2 separate regions of the Homo sapiens genome follow, and region 1 is linked to region 2. The links are chromatin contacts, found by Hi-C or POLR2A ChIA-PET in ENCODE. All regions are on one chromosome and are shown on one strand. Each heading gives the region's core, a stretch centred on a gene start or an enhancer-like site at or near the end of the contact. The rest is flanking DNA. Distances are from core to core; before and after follow the strand shown.

Evidence for each region. Hi-C counts contacts between places; a loop is a spot of excess contacts on that map. ChIA-PET counts read pairs that join two places held with the same protein, here RNA polymerase II (POLR2A). Pooled maps may share reads with other maps.
Region 1: a loop to region 2 is called in a map of posterior cingulate gyrus, with 7 times the contacts of the local background. The contact joins two enhancer-like sites. A Hi-C loop is called at or near these places in 35 of 168 maps with a recorded cell type or tissue (CD4-positive, alpha-beta T cell, GM11168, GM12878 and 22 more), 12 of 37 single-sample maps with no recorded cell type and 5 of 50 pooled maps. POLR2A ChIA-PET finds 5 or more read pairs at or near these places in 14 of 52 experiments (A673, AG04450, BJ and 10 more).

The regions. Positions count from the first base shown.
Region 1 is chr1:39,269,210-39,275,487 of GRCh38, forward strand. The region is part of intron 6 of MACF1 (microtubule actin crosslinking factor 1); the gene reads left to right. Among named protein-coding and RNA genes, the nearest start is that of MACF1, 68 kb to the left of the region's middle. Within about 2 kb of position 3,207, at least 6 of the 41 ENCODE cell types and tissues checked have a DNase peak (open chromatin) inside an H3K27ac peak, as active enhancers do.
Region 2 is chr1:39,097,740-39,104,266 of GRCh38, forward strand. It overlaps a transcript of MACF1 not described here. Among named protein-coding and RNA genes, the nearest start is that of NDUFS5, 75 kb to the left of the region's middle. RefSeq lists enhancers at 952-1,041, 4,963-5,012, 5,033-5,142, 5,256-5,811. Within about 2 kb of position 4,977, at least 20 of the 41 ENCODE cell types and tissues checked have a DNase peak (open chromatin) inside an H3K27ac peak, as active enhancers do.

The DNA.
Region 1 (6,278 bases), core at 1,957-4,456, 170 kb after region 2:
CTGCAGCAGCAGGGCTGTGTTGCTGCCTTTGCAAGGAGAGACTGCAGTGGAGAAAGGAAATATTCAGCGTGGGTTTCGGAGCTGTGCTTTGCCTAGGACAGACTACCCCACTGATAAAGGAAATCAAGAACAATTTTCAGAGGGCTGGAGTGTGGAGGAAGGAACCAAGAGTGTTTCAGGTGCCCCTCAGACAGCTTCCTGGATTATAGAATGTTCTGTTTCTTCATTACTACTGGACCAGCCTGGAGGCCAAAGACGCACGGAGCCTTCCCATGTGGGTCAAGTGCCCCCCCAGGATTCCAGACTGCCTACTTCTCAGAGTGATTTGTCCATCAGTGGTGTGACTGTGAGCATTTTGCCCTCCTCCTCTGGCTATGGCAGTGATGGGCCACACATACATGGGATCCAGCCTAAAGATACAGAACCTGAAAAGAGCTCTACTTCCTTCTCAGAAGAGGATGGCACTCTTTCTCTGGAGGCAAGCCACACCCCATCATGGGGTCTGGAAGAGGTAGGTGGGCATGTTCAAGAGATAATCAAACTGCTGTTTGGATTCTTGGCCCTCAAACATATTAAAGCTGAGTGTGGTGAGCAGTGAGGATGTTGGTGCCTCTCAAACTTACCCCCATGTGGGTTAGTATCTGCTGGAGCTCAGCAAGCAGAATCTATTTCAGGTCTGCCCCTTGATGCTTGAAACCAAGACTTGTCTCTGGGGAATCCCTGATTCTGAGTAGCCAAGTGGCGTAATTGCTCAAGCTATCTGGTGGGATGATCTCTCAAGGTGCAATGCTAGATAGTACTTACTCTCAGGCAGGTCTGTTTACCAGCTTCCCTGCTACGAGAAGTTGTAATGTAGCACAAGAGACGATGGGGAAGGGCCTAACTGAATCTCTGGAATGAATCTCTGGAATAAATGTGGAAGGGGTCAGGCAGCTGTTGTCAGTGTACTTGCTCTTCCTCACAGGAGAGTGATATTCTTACTAGAGCTGATGCAATCCCATCCCTGTTGGGAAATTTCTGACGGCAGCACTCATTCAGTATTTGTATAGGTGGAGAGGGCTCATCCTTCTTTGGTTCCTAATTCCAGGATTAGAGGAGAGGGACAGAGTTATCTGGGGATTAGTTGAGAGAGAGAGAGGGAGGTTAGGGCAATTTGAAGGTTTAAGGCTAGAAAAGTTTGTTTTGTGACTGGATGTATTTAGGGCTTTAACATGATTTTGTTTTGAGGAATATATTGAGGCATGGATGGTGCTGCTGGTGGTGGTGGTAATGGCAGTTTCTGTGAATGTTTTAAAGGTCAAGGAGCAAGTGAGAATTCAGAGATGTGAACACTGAGATAAGGACTCAGCAAGACCATGGGTAGCACAGCATCTGGCATGTAGGTGTGTGATTGTGTGGGTGATTGAAGTTATAATTCACCAATGGCTAAAGAACTTTTACTGGGATGTTGGCCTCTGCAGCAGAAGAAATAAAAACATTAGGACTTCAAAGTGCAAAATTTATAAAATGAGGTAGGGCACTTTCCTTGCCTAGATGGGGGCCACTGATACTGTACAGGGGCCCTGATGTTTGCAGAGCAGGGATATGGTCTACCTACTGGTGCCCTGCCTATCACTAGCAGCATAAGGCTGAGGATAGATACAAATTCTGAGCAATCTGTGCCTAGAATTTCCTCTTTGGGGATACATTTTCCCCACAGACAGCCCCATCTTAGTGCCCTCTGTTATTAGAGTTTGGAGACTCCCAACAGGTTGAAGAAAAAGTGGCCATTGAAAAAATATCTATTTTATGGATGGGCAAGAGGTTTCTTGGGCCTCATATAAACATGGATATGTGTGGTGGGGAGTGTGATAGTTGTGTTATGGTAGGAAGGAAGGCAGTGAAACTACTGGGATATGGGGCGCATGAATGTATTAAGCTATTCTTGCATTGCTATAAATAAATACCTGAGACTGGGTAATTTACAAAGTAAAGAGGTTTAATTGGTATACAGTTCTGCAGGCTGTACAGAAAGCATGATGCTGGCATCTGCTCAGCTTCTGAAGAGGCCTGAGGAAACTTACAATCTTGGTGGAAGGCAGAGGAGCAGTAGGCATGTCACTTGGCTACAGCAGGAACGAGAGGTTGTGGGTGGGATGTGCCACACACTTTTAAATGACCGAATCTCATGAAAACCCACCTACCCTCACGAGAACAGCACCAAGGGGATGGTGCTAAACCATTCATGAGAAATCCACTTTCATGATTCATGATCCAGTCGTCTCCCACCAGGTCCCACTTCCAGTATTAGGGATTACAATTCAACATGAGATTTGGTAGGGACACAGATTGAAACCATATCAACAAGTATTTGGGTTTCATCAGATAAAAAAGAATGTCAAAGTCAACTTTTATCTTGTAAAAGTTGGAACAGATAGAGTAGTTGGGGGTAAAACCAGCTGTGGAACTGATTGTTGTACAACTGGCATTAAAATTGAAATTGTGTAGTCATCATAACATTATAGGACACATGCTTGTAACTGAGTGTGAGATTTTCAGAAATTTGGCATATAAAGTTTTAGGAACTCCTAGTAAAATCAATCCTAGATAATAGACCATAGATAGCAATGGCACCTTTGTATGGGCTGGATCTCCACACTGGCAAGGGAATGTTCTGCATGAGTCTGTGAGGAGTCTTAAAGAAAAGATTGTTAGGAGAAACCTTTGGACCATGATCTGTAGTGTGACCATATTGGCAACAGTATGATTCCTTTGCTGTTCAGTATGATTCAAATTGGTGTGTGGCATTTTCTGGGTAGCCAACCTCTGCATCTATTCCTTCTACCTTTTCACTGCAGACACAGTCATACTACTTATGTATAGCCAAGGCTGAAAAACTAAGTGACCGAGTCTCAGCTCAGACACCTGGCATATTTCCAGGTTTTGTGTCCATCATGTGATACAGGGACCACAGACTCACCATCCTATATGACAGATAAGAAGTAACTTATCAAGATAAGTGTGACATTCCTTCAGAATGAAAGTCCTTAAGGCCAAGAGGCTGCAACTCTCACTGGTCCCTGAAGGAACTGTCTTCAGGGAGCTGCTCCCCTCCCTAACAGGCTGTTCACAGGCTTGAGGACAGTAGCAGCCAGAGAAACAGAGAGGGCAACGCATACTGAAACCGATAGGCAGGGCAAGAGCATCTCTGCTAAAGTGGGAAAGCTGGGAGGGCAAGGGTCAGAAGAGCAGCTGCTGCTGTTCACACACCAACTCCTGTCTAAACAGGAGACAGCTGGCAGTCCAATTGAGTTGTTTTTTGCTTGCTTTTTTGGTGGTGGTTTTGTTTTTAATATGTCAGAGTAGTAACTATCCTCAGAAAATAATTTGAGTTCCAGCCAGACTGTCTCCTCTGTTGATTAGTCCAGGGCTTGTTGATGAGAGTGAGACCAGGCTATGGATAGACATAAACTTCACCATGGGTTTTGTTGCTTTTTAGGATGGAGAGAAATGGGAACTGATTGTGCTTCTTGCTAGTGTAGGGTTTAGATAGTAGAATATACATGATCTGCTTTTCTATTCACCTAGTACAGTTAATACTTCTTTTGTCAAGAAATAGTTAACACAGAAGCAAGATGACAAGGGTCAGCTGACAAATATGTTTTCAGAATGACAAGTAGACTAGGATTTGGAGCTGGATGGGAACAGGCTAATAGCAATCGCTCTTTGATGTCAGACAAAGGCCTTCTTCTCTGGCCCATTTCTTCTCTCAGGACTCCCTATTCCCAGCTGCTTTCAATATCCATACTACTAATACCTGGCTTATTTCAACAAGGAACATTTTTGAAAATCCCTTCCTCCTCCCCATCTTGACTTCTGCTGCCAAGCTCCTGCCCACCTTGTTAGCGAATCCCATTTAATGAAGCATTTACCTCTATACCAATTTTTTTTTTTTTTTTTTTTTTTGACACGGAGTCTGGCTCTGTCACCGAGGCTGCAGTGCAGTGGTGCGATCTCGGCTCACTGCAGCCTCTGCCTCCCGGGTTCCAGCTATTCGCCTGCCTCAGCCTCCCGAGTAACTGGGATTACAGGCGCCCGCCCCCACCACGCCCAGCTATATACCAGTGTTCTTGCCACAACCCTTCGAGTCTCTACAATTTTAGGTGAATAGTCAGATAACACTGGGGCCTAGAAATGATAAGAAAGAGGTTGGTTGGTGTATTATCTTCTGGGCTCAGCCTTTTCAGTTTACAAGTATCCCTCTCCCAGTTTTCCTTTTTAATTATAGGGAGAGTTGTTTTACTAATACTGGCTTTGTACTGAAAGAAGAAAGCAAAATTAACCAGATGACACTATTGGGGGAATGCAGAAGGTAAAGTTATAGTTTAGAACTTTAAGAAAGGATTTTGTTTCTTTTTCTTTTTTTTTGAGACGGAGTCTTGCTCTGTCACCCAGGCTGGAATGCGGTGGCCCTACCTCAGCTCACTGAACCTCTGCCTCCCGGGTTCACGCCATTCTCCTGCCTCAGAGTAGCTGGGACTACAGGCGCCTGCCACCATGCCCGGCTAATTTTTTGTATTTTTAATAGAGACAGGGTTTCACCGTGTTAGCCAGGATGGTCTCGATCTCCTGACCTCGTAATCCGCCCGCCTCGGCTTCCCAAAGTGCTGGGATTACAGGCGTGAGCCACCGCGCCCAGCCTTGTTTCTTTTTAAAAAAATTTTACTTAATTAAAAATGTTACTAAAGAATCATTATTTTTTAGGTGTAACAATAGTGTTGTGGTTATGTTTTAAAAAAGGCCTTTTACAGATACATACTGAAATGTTTTTAGAGAAAAACAGGAGATTTACTTTATCATAATAGGGGAAGGGTGAAGTGGGTGGGATGTAGATGAAACAAGATTAGCTATGAGTTGATAATGGTTGAAACTGGGTAATAGGTACATAGGGACTTATTATACTATTCTGTCTCCTTTTGTATATATTTGAAAATTTCCATTTCAAATAGAAAATTAAGAAAAAAATTGTATAAAAATAAAATGAAATTAAAAAATAAAATTGTATAAAAATAAAATGGAAAGTTAGGCAAAATAAGTTGTATAAAAATAAAAATGTAATAATACTGGTAAAATTATGATATAATACATATACAGTTGGCTCTCTGCATTGTGGGTTCTGCGTCTGGGGATTCAACCCATAACGGATGGAAAATATTCTGAAGAAAAACATTGCATCTGTAATGAACATGTACAGACTTCATTATTCCCTAAACAAGATAACAACTATTTACTAACATTTACATTGTATTAGGAATTATAAGTAATCTAGAGATTATTTAAAGTAGCTGGGAGGATGTACACAGGTTGTATGTGAATACTACCTCATTTTGTATCTGGGACTTGAGCATTTGTGGATTTCAGTATCTGCGGATTTTGGTATCTGAGGGAGGTCCTAGAACCAATTCTCCATGGATGACTACTGAAAAGGGGTTACTATCCTATAGATAAAGTGATTAAGAGCATGGAGCCAGATTGGCTAGGTTTGAATCCCAATTCTGCAACTTACTAGCAGTATAACTTGGAACAGGTTACTAAACTTCTCTGTGCTACAATTTCCTTATTTGTAAATGGAAGATAAGAATAGCATATGCTTGGTAGGGTTGTTGTGAGAATAATATGAATTAATACAAGTAATCACAATAAATGCTAGTTAATATTATTACTTAAAAGAACAAGAAAATGAATAAGAAAAAGACAAACACCCTTGTAGAAAAATAGGGGAAAGCCCAGGAATAAGCAATTCACAAAAAAAGGAAATCCAAATGCCTCATATACATAAGAAGACTCCTTTTTACTAATAAGGATATACAGATCAAACAACAATAAGATACTTTTTTTTTTTTTTTTTGAGACAGAGTCTCGCTCTGTCGCCCAGGCTGGAGTGCAGTGGCGCGATCTCGGCTCGCTGCAAGTTCCATCTCCCAGGTTCACGCCATTCTCCCGCCTCAGCCTCCCGAGTAGCTGGGACTACAGGCGCCCGCCGCCATGCCCGGTTAATTTTGTTTTTGTATTTTTAGTAGAGACGGGGTTTCACTGTGTTAGCCAGGATGGTCTTGATCTCTTGACTTCGTGACCCGCCCGCCTCTGCCTCCCAAAGTGCTGGAATTACGGTGTGAGCCACTGCGCCTGTAATTTTTTTTAAAGAGATGAGGTCTCAGCTATGTTGCCCAGGCTAGAGAGCAGTGGCGATTCACAGGTACCATCATAGCGCACAGTAGCCATAAACTCCTGGACTCAAG
Region 2 (6,527 bases), core at 3,727-6,226:
CAAGGGAATGAGTTCCATTTTTGTTATAGGGGCCTGTGCCCCAGGACTGCCCTGATGCTGGTGAACTGCTTCACGTGACTCTGATCTCAACTGAGAGCATTGGCCACCACTCTCAAGGGCCTCTCCCGGCCTCAGTGATTTGTGCTCTTTCCAGGCTGCCTGTTAGTGCCCCTTTAGAGGTTTCTACCTTGAGATGGTGTTGGATGGGGAGCTGTGGCTTCAAGTGAAGAGAAGTTTCATAGATTAAAAAAAGCCACACCTCACAGTTTGGGGAACCTCCCAATTCCCCAAAGAGTATAGACTGCCTCAGAGGATCCACACAGGGTAAGACCCTGTCCTGCCTCAGAGCAGGAAGAGAGATTGGGTATGGTTCAGCAGGGCTCACATTAGCCTGATTCCTTCAAGAGTGAAGATAAAAACAGTTTTACTGACAAAGAAGCTGGGAGACAGCAGAGGGGCCAATACCTTTTATAACTACTATTGTTAGGTTCTGAATGCCAGCCTTGGCGCTCAGCATCTTACATGCTGTATTTGACCTAATCCTCAAAACAACTTTAGGAGGCAGATGTGCTACAGCAGAGGAAGCAGAAGCCCAGAGAGTTTGGTAACTTGCTCAAGGTCTCCCAGCCAGTAAGGGGCCAAGCTTGGAATGGTGCTAGCTCTGCCTAGGGCAACCCACTGCCTCCCCCATTACAAGGAACAGTAGTTTAATAACAGCTAACATCTGTGTAGCACTTCAAGGTTCACGGAGTGCCTTAACATCCATTATCTCTACTGTGCCTTGGGAAGCCGGTGCGGTGAGGCCTTCCACGCCCCTTTGGGATAGCTGCCTGTCAGGGGTCCAGCCTCTGCTCATTTCTTCCAGGAAGCACTGGAGATTATTTGGAGTTGGCTCTGACGAGCCACGGGAGAGGCCTAGGGAGAGGCTGAGGTGGAGCGACTTGGCCAGTTGCTATGGTAACCCAGATGGCTGAGTAACCATTTTGAGGGTTGCTATGGTGATGGGCTGCTGGTGGCAGGGATCTTGTCTTCCTGGGTGGCTGGCACCCTCCAGGCCTCTTAAATTGAGATGTTGCACTTTCTGAACAGAAGAGGGCAGCATGAGAGCAGGCAAAGGCTTCTTACCCCAGAGCGGATTTGGGAACTTGAGGCAAAGCTTAGAAAAGGTTTCTAGGAGCTGGGCAGAAAGGGAGCTTTGGCTGGTGCCCAAGAGGCTGGTGGAGCTTCACTTCTGAGACTAGAACTAGGTAATTTTCTTCCAAGAGCTGGTCAAAGGATAATGCTTGGGGCTGCCCCTTCAGTGCCTGGCATCAGCTACTATTGGGGAATATAAAAGTTACAGCAGACAGCTACCCTTGCAAGGAGGAATGGAGAGAATATGTGCATGTGTGCACACACACACACTCACTACTAGCAAAGAATTTCTTTTTTTTGAGATGGAGTTTTGCTCTTGTTGCCCAGGTTGGAATGCAATGGCACGATCTAGGCTCACTGCAACCTCTGCCTCCTGGGTTCAAGCGATTCTCCTGCCTCAGCCTCCCAAGTAGCTGGGATTACAGGTGACCACCATCACGCCCGGCTAATTTTTTGTATTTTTAGTAGAGACGCGGTTTCACCATATTGGTCAGGCTGGCCTCGAACTCCTGACCTCAGGTGATCTGCCCGCCCTGGCCTCCCAAAGTGCTGGGATTACAGGCATGAGCCACCGCACCTGGCCTAAGAATTTCTTTATAAAGCATCAGTTAACACATAAAATAATGCAGCATGAACCAAAGGTGAAGAAAAGCTGGGAATAAACTTTCTAGAGGTTGAGGAAGGAGCACTAGCAGAAAGAGAAATAATTTTGTACTTCCCTCTTTCCTCCCTACACATGAAGTGCCCTCAGCCCTTGACCACTGAGTGGACATTGAGTTGGATTCTCAATTGTCTTGAATCAGATCTGGCTCCCTCCCCCAACCCCCATAACAGTTCAATGAGGCATCCATTCCTTCAGCAAATATTTATTGAACATCTACTATGTGCAAAGTATTGTGTTAGGCCCAGTGATGAAGAAAGATGAAATAGATGTCTTTGCCCTCAGGAACCTATGAAGTAGGAGGTTAAGGAGGCAGTGATACAGACATCCACAGTACATGTACCTGGAGTTCAAGACCAACATAGTGAGACCCTGTCTCTATAAAAAATTTTTTTAAAAAGCTGGGCACGGAGGTTCACACCTGTAATCTCAGCACTTTGGGAGGCTGAGGCAGGCCGACTACTTGAGCCCAAGAGTTCGAGACCAGCCTGGACAGTATGGTGAAATCCTGTCTCTACAAATAGCACAAAAATTATCTGGGCGTGGTGGCACCTGCCTGTAGTCCTAGCTGCTGGTGGGTTAATTGGTGGGCGCACTGAGGCAGGAGGATTGCTTGAGCCTAAGAGGCAGAGGTGTCAGTGAGCCAAGATTGTGCCACCGCACTCCAGCCTGGGTGATAGAGTAAGACGCTGCCTCTAAATAAATAAATAGAAAAAAAATTTCACGTCATTTGGGGTGAACTTTCAAGGTAGATTTCAGTAGGTGGAGTTGGGGGATGGGACATTCTAGGCAAAGCCTCAGAGTCTGATTATAGGGAAAGGAGGTACACACAAGGGTGTCATTGGAGATCAGCCTGAAAAGGAAGCTAGATGTCTAAATATGGAAGACTTGGAATTCCAGGCTTAGATAAGGGATGCTGTGAGACAAACATACTCTCTCCTTAAATACTCTAGCCTTCCAGCTAGTCAGTAGTCACAGACAGCCAAGTATTTTAGGATCATCTGGTTCACTCATTCATGCATTTAATCAAAAATTTAGGCCGGGTGCGGTGGCTCATGCCTGTAATCCCAGAACTTTGGGAGGCTGAGGTGGGCAGATTACCTGAGGTCAGGAGTTTGAGACTAGCCTGGCCAACAAGGTGAAACCCCATCTCTACGAAAAATACAAAAATTAGCCGGGGGTGGTGGCAGGCGCCTGTAATCCCAGCTACTCGAGAGGCTGAGGCAGGAGAATGGCTTGAACTCAGGAGGTGGAGGTTGCAGTGAGCCCAGACTGCGCCATTGCACTCTAGCCTGGGTGACAGAGTGAGACTCCGTTGCAAATAAATAAATAAATTAAATTAAATTAAATAAAGTAAACAAATATACAAATGCACGCGCGCGTGTGTGTGTGTGTGTATGTATATTTTTAGAGACCAAATTTTGCCATGTTACCCAGGCTGGTCTTGAACTCCTGGGCTCAAGCGATCCTCCTGCCTCGGCCTCCCAAATTGTTGGAATTACAGGTGTGAGCCACCATGCATAGCATTAAAGAAATAGTTGGCCAGGTGCGGTGGCTCACGCCTGTAATCCCAGCACTTTGGGAAGCCGAGGTGGATGGATTACCTGAGGTCAGGACTTCAAGACTAGCCTGGCCAACAAGGTGAAACCCCATCTCTACTAAAAATACAAAAATTAGCTGGGCATGGTGGCAGGCGCCTGTAATCCCAGCTACTTGAGAGGCTGAGGCAGGAGAATCACTTGAACCCAGGAGGTGGAGGTTGCAGTGAGCCGAGATCACACCATTGCACTCCAGCCTGGGTGACAGAGCCAGACTCTGTCTCAAAAAAAAAAAAAATATGTATATATATATATATGTGTGTGTATATGTATATTTTTAGAGACCGAATTTTGCCATGTTGCCCAGGCTGGTCGTGAACTCCTGGGCTCAAGCAATCCTCTGGCCTCGGCCTCCCAAAGTGTTGGGATTACAGGTGTGAGCCACTATGCATAGCATTAAAGAAATAGTTGGCTGGGTGCGGTGGCTCACTCCTGTAATCCCAGCACTTTGGGAGGCCAAGGTGGGTGGTTCACGAGGTCAGGAGATGGAGACCATCCTGGCTAACACAGTGAAACCCTTTCTCTACTAAAAATAAAAAAAATTAGCTGGGCATGGTGGCGGGCGCCTGTAGTCCCACCTACTCGGGAGGCTGAGGCAGGAGAATGGCGTGAACCCGGGAGGTGGAGGTTGCAGTGAGCCGAGATCACGCCACTGCACTCCAGCCTGGGTGGTGACAGAGCGAGACTCCATCTCAAAAAAGAAAGGAAAGAAAGAAAGGGAGGGAGGGAGGGAAAGAAAGAAAAGAGAGAGAGAAAGAAAGAGGCTGGGCGCGGTGGCTCGCGCCTGTAATCCCAGCACTTTGGAAGGCCGATGCGGGCGGATCACGAGGTCAGGAGATCGAGACCATCCTGGCTAACACAGTGAAACCCCGTCTCTACTAAAAATACAAAAAATTAGCCGGGCGAGGTGGCGGGCGCCTGTAGTCCCAGCTACTCGGGAGGCTGAGGCAGGAGAATGGCGTGAACCCCGGGGGGCGGAGCCTGCAGTAAGCCGAGATCGCGCCACTGCACTCCAGCCTGGGCGACAGCGAGACTCCGTCAAAAAAAAAGAAGAAAAAGAAAGAGAGAGAGAGAGAGAGAAAGAGAGAGAGAAAGAAAAGAAAAGAAAGACGAAATAGTTAATGAGTGCCCTATATGTGCCAGATCAGTTGCTAGGTGCTAAGGATCCTGTGGTGAATTAGACGACAAACAGTCTCAGCCCTCAGGGAGCTTACGATTTAGTAAGGATGAGAGACACTGTACCATAACTTCAAGTGTGATGAGTATTACCAAAGGGTAGAGGAGGACCTATTAATTGGAGGCGGGGGGGGGGTCAAGGAAGGCTTTCCCCTGGGGAGTTTCAGCAGAAGCATGGGTAGGAGTGAGCCAGGCCAAAGGAGAGTGATGAAGGGTTATAATCTGGGAGGAAAGTCGGTTGGATGGCCCTGAGGCGAGATAACACATTAGAGGCGCTGAAAGAAATAGAAAGTGGCAGGGCTTTAGGGATAGGGGTATTTGATGAGGCTTTAATTGGGAGGACACCAAGGATAAAGGGCATTAATTTCCTTGTATTACTCTTCTCTTCCACTAGATGCCCTTCCGAGTACATCCTTCTGCTTCCCCCATTGCAGCCTTCTTAGAAATGCAGCAGCAGTCTCACCCATCAGGAGCAAAAGAAAATCAAAGACCAAAAGGAGAAAGCCTCAGAGCTTTTGCGACTGTGTGGTCTGGCTATAAATTTAGACTGTTGCTTGAAAGAAGCGAAAAACCTCCCCTTCATAGACTTCCTTCTTCCCATCCCCCCTGGCAGCCGCTTTGTTCCTCTAGCCTTGTAAAATTTTCTCTGTATAAAACAGGAACATCAGCCAAACATGTGGACTTCCCCACTTTCCATTCATTAGAAGAATGCATTATTTCAAAATCTCCTGGGAGCATTTAAATGCAAATTTTGTCAAGAAAGCAATTTGAGTCTTAGAGAAGCTCTCTAGCCACAACCTAAAGCAGAAGTTTCTTCTTTGATTTGTGTGTTTCTTAAAAGGAATCTCAACCCCTTGCCTTCTCCCTGCAACGCCCCCAGGTCTTCTCTGATTCTCACAGCGGACTCTTCCCCTTTTTGCCCCTGTTCTTTCTTCACCTTTGGCAAGCATCAGTCACACATCTTGAGGAACCTGCTCACAAAGTGGCGCGTGTAGCAGCCCCAGGTGGGAATGGAGGGACTTTTCTATGTAGTGTAATGGACATAAGGAGGCAGATGTCTGTGTGGGGGTGAGATGTCTGTGTGGAGGTGTTTGTATGCGTGATTTCTGTCTGGGCCTTCTTAGGCCTGCTGGTATAAAATAATATGGGAAATGCAGATGACTCAGCACTGACACAGTCAAGATCCCCAGAGTTAGCATTTCTATATTCTCTGCTGTTTACGAAAAATGTGCTTGTGCCATCAATCAGCAACTCATCCTGCATTTTCCGCTAAAAGCCTTTTACTGAAAAATGCATATACTTCAAACTTATTCCCCTTCTTTTTGTAAACTGAGCTCATTAGCAGCTGACACCAAACTGAGAACTAGTTTTGTTTGTTTGTTTGTTTTAGCACGGAGGATTAAACTGGAAGGAAATGAGCATTTGTCTAAGGATCCTCCCTGTCCTCTTTCAGGCCCTTCCCTGCATGATCTTCATGCCCACAACTTGGGCAGGCCAGCAAAACTTGATGGGAAAAGATATGATTAATGACTTGCTCACCTGATTTCTGATCAGGGTGTGGTGTGGAAACAACCAGCATGCACCTATTAGCGAAAAGCGTCATTTGTTTTACTTGTTACCAATGTGCTGAGCATTGACCAAAATACTTGGCACTACTCACAAGGTACAAAGACACCTTCCCTAGCCTGGGGTTAAGAAGTTTCTCCTTCAAACTCTTGAGAATGGGAACTGGAATGGAAGCCCAAGTCCCAATTTTGGTTGCTCAGTGTTGCATGAATTCTTTTTTTACTTGCTAATGTGCCCTTATTGTGAGATCAGCCAGTGTAACTTCTTACCCACAACCACCTCTCCAGACCTCCTGAAAAATCAAGCTAACAGGGGAGGATAACTGCTAAATGGGGGGTGGCGGGCACAACGTGTCACCTACATTGACCAGAGTTCTTCATTCACTGCTCATG